Linked DNA regions of Homo sapiens: region 2 is linked to region 1. A link is a contact called in ENCODE POLR2A ChIA-PET data. All regions are on one chromosome and are shown on one strand. Each heading gives the region's core, a stretch centred on a gene start or an enhancer-like site at or near the end of the contact. The rest is flanking DNA. Distances are from core to core; before and after follow the strand shown. Region 1 has its middle 28 kb from the start of CERS4. Region 2 holds the start of OR2Z1 (olfactory receptor family 2 subfamily Z member 1).

The links. ChIA-PET counts read pairs that join two places held with the same protein, here RNA polymerase II (POLR2A).
Region 2: POLR2A ChIA-PET joins it to region 1 with 16 read pairs in naive thymus-derived CD4-positive, alpha-beta T cell. The contact joins the promoter of OR2Z1 here to the enhancer-like site in region 1. POLR2A ChIA-PET finds 5 or more read pairs at or near these places in 2 of 52 experiments (activated T-cell and naive thymus-derived CD4-positive, alpha-beta T cell).

Annotation. Positions count from the first base shown.
Region 1 is chr19:8,178,817-8,184,518 of GRCh38, reverse strand. No RefSeq gene overlaps it. Among named protein-coding and RNA genes, the nearest start is that of CERS4, 28 kb to the left of the region's middle. Within about 2 kb of position 3,483, at least 5 of the 41 ENCODE cell types and tissues checked have a DNase peak (open chromatin) inside an H3K27ac peak, as active enhancers do.
Region 2 is chr19:8,717,743-8,723,452 of GRCh38, reverse strand. It overlaps OR2Z1 (olfactory receptor family 2 subfamily Z member 1), which reads right to left and starts at 1,819. Exons shown (of 3, transcript NM_001004699.3): 1 at 1,411-1,819; 2 at 303-347.

The sequences.
Region 1 (5,702 bases), core at 2,234-4,733:
GCGGCATTGCTTGAACCTAGGAGTTGGAGTCCAGCCTGGGCAATGTAGTGAGACCCTATCTATAAAAAAAAAAATTAAAATCTGGCTGGGCGCTGTGGCTCATGCCTGTAACGCCAGCACTTTGAGAGGCCGAGTCCAGCGGATCACATAAGGTCAGGATTTCAAGAGCAGCCCGGCCAACGTGGGGAAACCCCATCTCTATCAAAAATACAAAAATGACCTAGGTATGGTGGCGCATGCCTGTAATACCAGCTACTTGGGAGGCTGAGGCATAAGAATCACTTGAATCTGGGAGGCAGAGGTTGCAGTGAGCTGAGATCACACTACTGCACTCCAGCCTGGGCGACAGAGCAAGACTGTCTCAAAAAAAAAAAAAAAAAAAAAAAAAGAAAAAAAAAAAAAGAAAAGAAAAAGAAAAAGAAAAAGAAAAAAAAAAAGAAAAAAAAAATGCTGGATGGGGTGGCTCATGCCTGTAATCCCAGAACTTTGCGAGGCTGATGCAGGTGGATCACCTGAGGTCAGGAGTTTGAGACCAGCCTGGCCAATGTGGTGAAACCCCGTCTCTATTAAAAATACAAAAATTAGCCAGGCATGGTGGCGCACACCTGTGGTTCCAGGTCCTCGGGGGGCTGAGGCAGGAGAATTGCTTGAACCCAGGGGATGGAGGTTGCAGTGAGCCGAGATCCACTGCACTCCAGCCTGGGTGACAGAGCGAGACTCTGTCTCAAATAAAAAAAAAGAAAGAAAGAAAGAAAGAAAAAGAACAACTTCATCACCCCGTAAAATTCCCTTACACTGCCCGTTAGGAGTCACATCCTTCCTTCCTTCTCCTTGACAACCACTGATCGGCTCTCTGTCGCCATAATTTAGCCTTTCCGGGACTGTTGTATAAATGGAATCAGTCACACACTGGATAGCCTTGTGAGACTGGGTTCTTTCTTTCTTTTCTTTTTTTTTTTTGGATGGAGTTTCATTCTTGTTGCTCAGGCTGGAGTGCAATGGCACGATCTCGGCTCACTGCAACCTCCACCTCCTGGGTTCAAGCGATTCTCCTGCCTTAGCCTCCCGAGTAGCTGGGATTACAGGCATGCGCCACCATGCCCAGCTAACTTTGTATTTTTAGTAGAGACGGGGTTTCTCCATGTTGGCCAGGCTGGTCTCGAACTCCCGACCTCAGGTGATCTGCCCACCTCGGCCTCCCAAAGTGCTGGGACTTACAGGCGTGAGCCACCGCGCCCAGCGAGACTGGCTTCTTTCACTCAAGCAGAGGAAAACAGTATTTGTTTTCCCATGGGCTTTTTTTTTTTTAAGACAAGGTCTGGCTCTGTCACTGAGGCTGGAGTGCAGTGATGCAATCACAGCTCAGTGCCAACTCCACCTCCCAGGCTCAAGCCATCCTTCTGCCTCAGCCTCCCGAGTAGCTGGGACTACAGATGCACACCACCACACCTGGCTAATTTTTGTATTTTCTTTCTTTTTTTTTTTTTTGTAGAGATGGGGCCTTGCTATGTTGCTCAGGGTGGTCTCAAACTCCTGGGCTCAAGCGATCCTCCTGCCTTGGCCTCCCAAAGTGCTGGGATGACAGGCGTGAACCACTGCACCCAGCCCATAAACGTTCTGATTTATAGCAGTTCAGGTTTGCAGCAAAATTGAGTGGAAAGTACAGAGATTTCCCATATATCTACCCTGCTCCCCAAGCCCAGCCTCCTCCTTATCAATGTCCGCCACTAGAGTGGTGCATTGGTTATACTTGATGAATCTCCAGGGACCCGTCCTCATCACCCCGAGTCCACAGCCTACATTAGGGCTCACTTTTTTTTTTTTTTTTTTTTTGAGAAGGAGTTTTGCTCGGCTAGTTATATGTTTTTTTAGCCAGGCTCTTTCTCTGTCATCCAGGCTGGAGTGCAGTGGCACCATCACAGTTCACTGCAGTGTCGACCTCTCCAGCTCAAGCCATCCCCCTGCCTCAGCCTCCCTGAGTAGCTGGGATTACAGGTGCACCATCATGCCTGGATAATTAAAAAATTTTTTTAGGCTGGTCACAGTGGCTTACACCTGTAATTCCAGCACTTTGGGAGGCCAAGGTGGGCAGATCACTTGAGGTCAGGAGTTCGAGACCAGCCTGGCAAACTTGTTGGAACCCTGTTTCTACTAAAAATTCAAAAATTAGCCGGGCGTGGTGGCACGCACTTGTAGTCCCAGCTACTCAGGAGGCTGAGGCAGAATTGCTTGAACCTGGGAAGCGGAGGCTGCACTGAGCTAAGATAGCACTACTGCACTCCAGCCTGGGTGACAAGAGTGAGATTCTGTGTTAGAAGAAAAGAAAAGAAAAAATATATTGTAATTTAAATTAATTTATTTAGAGACATGGTCTTTCTCTGTCCCCCAGTCTGACCTGGAACTCCTAGGCTCAAGCAATCCTTCCACTTCAGCCTCCTGAGTATCTGGGACCACAGGCTTGTGCCACTGTGCCCAGCAAGAGCTCATTTATTTTAATTAATGAGTTCCCATTGTCTGAAAGTACCACTGTTTATTTATTCATTCAACTCCCGAAGGGCATCTTGGTTGCTTCCAAGTTTTATGCAATTATGAATAATACTGCTGTAAACATCCGTGTGCAGGTTTTGTTTTGTTTTGTTTTTTTGGTTTTGAGACAGAGTCTCACTCTCTCGCCCAGGCTGGAGTGCAGTGGCGCCATCTCGGCTCACTGCAAGCTCTGCCTCCTGGGTTCACGCCATTCTCCTGCCTCAGCCTCCCGAGTAGCTGGTACTACAGGCACCTGCCACCATGCCCGGCTAATTTTTTGTATATTTAGTAGAGACAGGGTTTCACCGTGTTAGCCAGGATGGTCTCGATCTCCTGACTTCGTGATCCTCCCGCCTCGGCCTCCCAAAGTGCTGGGATTACAGGCATGAGCCACCGCACCCGGCCAGTTTGTTTTTTTTTTTTTGAGTCGGAGTCTCCCTGTGTCGCCCAGGCTGGAGTGCAGTGGTGTGATCTCGGCTCACTGCAACCTCTGCCTCACGGGTTCAAGTGATTCTCCTGCCTCAGCCTCCTGAGTAGCTGGGACTACAGGCACATGCCACCACGCGCAGCTAATTTTTGTATTTTTAGTAGAGACAGGGTTTCACCATATTGGCCAGGCTGGTCTTGAACTCCTGACCTCGTGATCTGCCCGCCTCGGTCTCCCAAAGTGTTGGGATTACGGGTATGAGCCACTGCACCTGGCCCATGTGCGGGTTTTCTTGTAGACATGAGCTTTCAACTCGTTTGGGTAAATATCTAGGAGTGAAATTAATTGGTTATATGGTAAGAGTATGTTTAGTTTTGTAAGAAGCTGTCACACTGTCTTCTAGAGTGGCTGTACTGTTTGGCATTTCTCTCAGCAAAGAGTGAGATTTCCTGTTGCTATATAGGAAACATCTTTTTTTTTTTTTTTTTTTTTTGAGTCAGTCTTGCTTTGTCACCCAGGGTGGAGCACAGCGGTGTAATCTCAGCTTATTGCAACCTCCACTTCCCGGACTCAAGCACTTCTCATGCCTCACCCTCCCGAGTAGCTGGCATTACAGGCATGCACCACCACGCCCGGCTAATTTTTGTATTTTTAGTAGAGATGGGGTTTCACCATGTTGCCCAGGCTGATCTCGAACTCCTGGCCTCAAGTGATCCACCCACCTCGGCTCGCAAAGTGCTGGGATTACAGGCGTGAGCCACCACTCCTGGCCATATAGGCAACAAAATTTTTAATTACGGCAACATCTAGAAAAAAATGTTTTATCCTATATCCTGCATTTTTCTTTTTCTTTCTTTTTTTTTTTTTTTTGAGATGGAGTCTCACTCTGTCACCCAGGCTGGAGTGCAATGGTGCCATCTCGGCTCACTGCAACCTCTGCCTCCCAGGTTCAAGCAATTCTCCTGCCTCAGCCTCCCAAATAGCTGGGATTACAGGCTTGTGCCACCACACTCTGCTAATTTTTTGTATTTTTAGTAGATATGGGGTTTCACCATGTTGGCCAGGCTGGCCTTGGACACCTTGCCTCAAGTGATCCGCCTGCTTTGGCCTCCCAATATCCTGCTTTTTTCTGTAAAAATAGTATGAAAATATTTTACATATTGTTAAAGAAAATCTACAAACATTTTTCATAACTGCATATTGGATCTTATCACGTGATTGTACACAGCGTACCGGATACCTCAGGCTTTGCACTAACTGAATATTAAAATAACAATAACAGAAGCATTGTTATATGTAAATATTTGCCTATTTCTCATATTTCTTTCTCATGGATTCCCAGCAGTGGAAATACTGGCTGGAAAAAGGCAAACACGTTATGATTCTTGGTACATGTTGCCAAGAGCTCACCAGAAGCCTGAAATTTATGCTAAAAGCAGCAAGCTGGCCGGGCACAGTCGCTCATGCCTGTAATCCCAGCACTTTGGGAGGCTGAGGAGGGTGGATCACCTGAGGCCAGGAGTTTGAGACCAGCCTGGCCAACATGGCAAAACCCCATCTCTACTAAAAATACAAAAATGAGCTGGGCATGGTGGTGTGTGTCTGTAATCCTGGCTACTAGGGAGGCTGAGACAGGAGAATCACTTGAACCTGGGAGGCAGAGGTTGCAGTGAGCCGAAATTACGCCACTGCACTCCAGCCTGGACGACAAAGCAAAACTCTGTCAAAAAAAAAAAAAAAAAAAAAAAAGCTGCAAGCTGGGGTAAGAGTCTTCAGGAAAAAAAAAAAAAGGTTAGATTAAAATAGACAAAAGATGTCTCATTCTCTTTTCTTTTTTAGAGATAGAGTCTTACTGTGTTGCCCAGGCTGGGGTGCAGTGGAACTATCATAGCTCACAGAAGCCTCAGCCTCCTGGGTTCAAGTGATCCTCCCACCTCAGCTTCCCAAGTAGGTGGGATTACAGGCATGTGCGACCATACCCAGCTAATTTTTATTTTTTGCAGAGATGTGGTCTCACTACATTGCCCAAGTTGGTCTCAAACTCCTGGGCTCAAGTGATTCTCTCACCTTGGCCTCCCAAAGTGCTGGGATTACAGGCATGAGCCACAGCACCTGGCTAAGAATTCCTCTTTAAGTTTTAAAGAGAGACAACTCAGTACATTGCTTGACCATTTTGCCCTCTGCTCTTAAGCTTAGAAAATGCTTTCACATCTCAGAGATTTAAAATCCATTTCCAGCTGGGCACAGTGGCTCACGTCTGTAATCTCAGTACTCTGAGAGGCCAAGGCAGGCAAATCACTAGAGACCAGGAGTTTGAGACCAGCCTGGCCAACATGGTGAAACCCCGTCTCTACTAAAAAGACAAAAATTAGCTGGGCAAGGTGGCACATGCCTGTAATCGCAGCTACTCGGGAGGCTGAGGCAGGAGAATCGCTTGAACCCAGGAGGCAGATGTTGCAGTGAGCCGAGATTGTGCCACTGCACTCCAGCCTGGGCAATAGAGTGACACTCCATCTAACATAATAATAAATAAATCCAAAGAACTTAGTAAACTCCTTTGGTGTCACAAAGCTGTTTGATGACAGAATCAGTATTATAACCTGGAAGTTCAAACTCTGGCTTGGCGCTTTTTCTTATTTTATAGCTAGTCTTTGAGGTAAGATTTGTACTGTTAATTCATTCTGCCTACCCATCCACACACAAAAAATTATGAGGTCAAAAATAAATAATTTGAAATAGAGCAAAAGTA
Region 2 (5,710 bases), core at 570-3,069, 540 kb before region 1:
ATAGTCTGATGAGCAATGTAATAAAAATACATGCATGATGATTTGGGTACCCAGGGGATGAAACTCTGCCTGGGATGGGATCAGGGAAGGCTTCACAGAGAAGGAGGCATGGAAGTTTTGAAGGTCAGGTAGAGGAGGGAAGGTTTCCAGAGAGCTAGAGGAGGGAAGTTTATTCCAGGCAGAAGTAATAGAGCATCCGGACTGTATGGACTGGTGGATAACAGAATCCACCCAAGAGTAAGACATAAAACATGATTGCAGGCAGAAACCCAGGCAACACTCCTGTGTGCCCCCAAACTCACCTTTCCTTTCAGGGTGCCCAGGTGGTCCCACTGTCTTTGATGCATCTGAAAAAAATAAAAACCCCTGGTTTTGGGGATCTCTAGCAGTTCCTCTAATTCCATTGTAATGCCTTTGTGTCCTGAGCTTTTTTTGGTAGAGGGAACAGAGCCTCACTCTGTCACCCAGGCTGGAGTACAGTAGCACAATCATAGCTCACTGCAGCCTTCAACTCCTGGGCTCAAGCCATCTTCTTGCCTCAGCCTCCCGAGTAGCTGGGACTCCAGGTGTGCACCACCACACCTGACTAATTTTTATTTTTTAATTTTTTTGTAGAGATGCGGTCTTGCTATGTTTCCCAGGCTGGTCCCTTAATCCCAGTTTTAAATAATACCTCCCCATCTTGGCCTCACAAAGTGCTGGGATTATGTCCTGAGCTTTTGGCACACTGTTTCCCACTGAAATCTCTTTCAGAAAAAAATGTTCCACCCATCCAACCTCTCTCACCTGCTGCCCCACAGTCAGACAGGCAGAGCTGGAAAAAGTAGCCATGACTTACTCTAATCTGGGCTGGAACATCTCACAGTGATTCCTAAATCAGTCCTTCTTTGGGTGGGAGGAGAGTCCCTTTGAAAAGTTTTAAAGTTGTGGTTTTACCTGTCCCTTTCCCGTTTTCCTCAGGGATGCCAAAATGTGGGTCTAGAGTGGTCCCTTTGCTGACACTGAGTGACCAGAAGAAAGGAGCTACATTATTTATCTTCTTGTTGCCAATAAAACTCACATCAGTCCGTTATGACCAGGCATGATCTGGACTCTTGGTCACTTTAGTAGCCAAATGATCACATGACAGTTTGCAGGACAAACTGTCACTTATATTATTTATTAAATTCTCACATTCTCTTATATTATATTCACTTATATTATTTAATTTAATATATAATATAATTTACTTAATAAAATAATTTAATTCACTTATATTATTTATTTATTTCTCACATTCTCACATCTCAAGGATCCACAGCAGAGCCTGCTCAGTAAATAGTTGTTAAATGAATACGTCCTGCAAGGGAAATAATGATTGTTGGAACTAAAGTTAAAGACAAATGGACTCAGAGAGGGTAAGTGACTTACCTAAAGTCACACAGCTAAGAAGAGGGTAGACTGGGATTTGAACCCAGTTTGATTTCAGATCCTGAGCTGTCTCTATTCTGGACACTGTCTCTTTCTTGGACTTAACACTCAACTCATCTTCCCTGGAATTCTGAGCTGAGAATTCCTCCAGAGCATCACTGTTGTAGGATGGTCACAGTCTCCAGAAAGTGAGCTGAAGGTGCTTCCAGCCCATGCCAGATGGGTTGTTCTAGTCCCGGCCCCATGGCCAAGGTGAGGTGCCCACCCCTTGCTGCTTCCAGCACATTTTATGGAAGGTTTGGAATGAACGTCAACATGGGTGACCTTCTGCTATCTAGAGGTCCAGCCTGCTTGGATTCACAGCAGCAATAACAGACAAGGTAAGATGCATCCAGCGTGCAGGTTGGCAAATGTCCAAGAGGTAGACAAAAATTCATCTTTCCATCCAAATACCTGTACAAGCTCAACCCAATGAGCTTGTGAAACACAATACCAGCAGTTCTGGGGGCCCATCTTGCCACTAATACTAGTCTCTAAATTATGCCCAGACCCCCAAGATCTCCACAAGGCTGGGTTCCAAACTCTCACCCCCAGTCACCAAGGTCTGTGTGCAGACAGAGTGATGGATCCCTCTCAATGCCCCATGAGCATGTCAACTCCCTTCATTGCAAGACAGCTCCTGAAAAAAACCTCCCCAGGCTCCAGCATCTTGGGTTTAATCAGTGCCACCTTGGTCTATGCAAAGATAGACATCCTTGTCTGGGGATCGAGGCTCCAGGGACAGCTTTTGCATCAGAACCCCTCTGGGTCTCCCTTTCTGTTAGGAAAAAAAAATAGTTTCAGTGGGAGCCTAGAGCCCATGATACTTGGATTGTCCCTGGAGGATTGTGGAAAAACATTTACTCATCTCTCAATTAACCATGGGGAAAATGGGCAACACTGATGCAGATAATTGGATATGGCAGATACCCAAGTCCTTTTGCTTGGATCTAAGAAGAGAAAGGAGATGAGGGAATCCATTACTACAAAGGGACCCTCATGTTCCAAAGGAAATCTGATGTCCAGGAGATTTTTTTCTGCATTAAATACTGGGGCAGTGATGGTGGTGGCACAGCCAAGAGGCAGATTCCCTGGTCAGGACATTTCTTCCACTGAGTTCCATCCTTGAGGGGCTTCCAAGACTCAGGCAAAGCAATGGTCCAGAGACAGATAGATCATAGAGAGACCCTGCCTCTACAAAAACATTTTTTAAAGATTAGCTGGGCATGGTGGCACACACCTGTAGTCCCATATTCCCAGATACTTGGGAGGCTGAGGTTAAAGAATTGCTTTAGTCCAAGATTAATTTCTTCACAAGGGTCAGTAACAGTTCATGGACCACAATTTGAGTGGCACTGCCATAGACCATGAGTTCCTCAATGGCAAGAGCCTGCAATTATTCATTTTTGTATAACTGGTGACCAAGGGACATGGACACATTAATGTTTACTAAATAGGAAGGGCTGAAACAGACAGGAGTTTAGAAAAAGAAATCAAGATATGGAGAAATGAGCAGTGGGATTTGGATGCTCAACACCTAGCACAAATTGACTGGCACCAATGATGGATGGATGGATGGATGGATGGATGGATGGATGGATGGATGGATAAATGAATGGATGGATGGATGGATGGATGGATGGATGGATGGATGGATGGATGGATAAATGGATGGATGGATGGATGGATGGATGGATAAATGAATGGATGGATGGATGGATGGATGGATGGATGGATGGATGGATGGATAAATGGATGGATGGATGGATGGATGGATGGATGGATGGATGGATAAATGGATGGATGGATGGATGGATGGATGGATGGATGGATGGATAAATGGATGGATGGATGGATGGATGGATGGATGGATAGATAAATGGTTAGAGGGATGGATGATGGATGGATGGATGGATAGGTAGAGGAATGAGTGAAGGGATGGAGGGGTGGAGGATGAATTGATGATGGATGAAAGGGTATAGAAATATATAGAACAAACCATGAAAATTGTTTTTGACTACACCATGTCATTATAAAGAACAAGGGAAGAGAAAACATGACAGAGAAAACATGTTAATACTCTCGACATGTGCCTCAAATATTAATAAATTATTATTAGTAATAAAGGATTAATATTAATCCTCTGAATTCCAGCTCCATTTTTTGCCATTGCTGTGTGCCATCCACATTCATTGTCTTGATAGAGGTAACTCCTGCTTAATGTCAATTATACGTTTCTGAAAAGCAGATGCTCACAAAATTGTCCACTGGGACTCTATATTCCATTATTTCAAATGTGAAAAGGCTGTATTGTACCTCAACCCAAAAGTCTCAAATAATTTCCTGGAATATAGCTGAAACTAGTAAAAGGCTTGTGTATCAGTAATCAGTAACAAACTGTCATGTTAGGATATGAAATATTTAAAATACTGCTTCCTGTTAACCAAAAAAATGAAATGGTTAGTTTGATATGAGGTCATATTTCTCTTCATGGCTTCCTTTTCCAAGATTTTCTTTCACTCTCTCAGCTTTTGGGAAACTCATTGCAGAACATTAACCTTTGCTTTTGCCAAAATATAGAAAGCCTTGGGGAAATAAACTCAGGACAAGAGCACAACAGTATAGAATGCTTCACACTGGGCCAGGAGTGGTGGCTCACCCCTGCAATCCCAGCACTTTGGGAGGCCAAGGCAGGGTGGATCATTTGAAGTCAAAAGTTCGAGACCAGCCTGGCCAACATGGTGAAACCCTGTCTCTACTAAAAATACAAAAATTAGCTGGGTGTGGTGGTGTGCACCTGTAATCCCAGCTACTCGGGAGGCTGAGACAGGAGAATCGCTTGAACTTGGGACAAAAAAGTTGCAGTGAGCTAAGATCACGCCACTGCGCTCCAGGCTGGGTGACAGAGGGAGACTCCAACTCAAAAAAAAAAAGAATGCTTCACACTGAGTGTGACATTATGATAACATGTCTTAGGACCAGCAATATCTGAGACACACACTCTCTTTTGTTATCACTTGGGACACTTTTTCTTCATGTCATTTTACGTAAAATCTTGTATTTATTGGGAGGCAAAGATTGCTTGAGCCCAGGAGTTTAAGATTGCAGTGAGCTATGATTGCTGCCTCCAGCCCAGGTGACAGAGTGAGACTCTCTCTCAAAAAACAATCTTGTATTTATTTAGATGTAAATATAAACGTTTCCCATAAAACCATAGGCCAGAGAACATTATATTCAAAGAAACACACATTTTATAAACTTTGTGCATTAACACCGAGAGATTTGGCATTCTACTGGAAAAACTTAACCAGAAAGATACCTATATTTTTAAAATTACTCACTTTTAGTTGTTTTTTTTTTTAGAATTGACTTAATTTCATCTTTTATGCTGACATTATACAATTTATAAGCTATCACTTTTTGCCTTCAGAAGAGATAAACTGAAAATGATGGAAATGGCTAAAAAATTAAACACCAAGTATTCTCTCCGTTTTTCTAACTTTTACTTAAAATATTTTAGACTAAAAGAAGAGTTGAATGAACACCCATATACCCTCCAACAATTGTTAATCTTTTGCCCATTGTTTTATCTCTTTATATACGTATAAACGCACACATTATTTTATTCAGATGAAATTCACAGGCTGGGCATGGTGGCTCACACCTGTAATCCCAGCACTTTGGGAGGCCAAGGCAGGCAAATCACCTGAGGTCAGGAGTTCAAGACCAGCCTGGCCAACATGGTGAAACCCCTTCTCTACAAAAATACAAAAATTAGCCTGGCATGATGGTGGGTGCCTGTAATCCCAGCTACTTGGGAGGCTGAGGCAGGAGAATCGCTTGAACCCAGGAGGCGGAGGTTGCAGTGAGCCAAGATTGCACCACTGCACTCCAGCCTGGGCGACAGAGTGAGACTCCATCTCAAAATAAATAAATTAATAATAAGGAAATATGCGTAACATAAAAATTAGCTATTTTAAAGTGTATAATTCAGTGGCATTTAGTACATTCACTATGTTGTACAATCATCAACTCTATCTAGCTTCTAGATAAAAATGAAAACATTTTTATCACCAAAGAAACCTCTGTATCCATTAAGCATTCACTCCCCGTTCCTTCCCTCTCAGCCTCTGGCAACCATCAGTCTGATTTCTCTAAGTATAAATTTACCTATTCTGGATATTTCATGCAAACAGCATCATACAATGTATGATCTTTGTGACCTTTCATTGAGAATTTACACACACACACATCTAGAGAA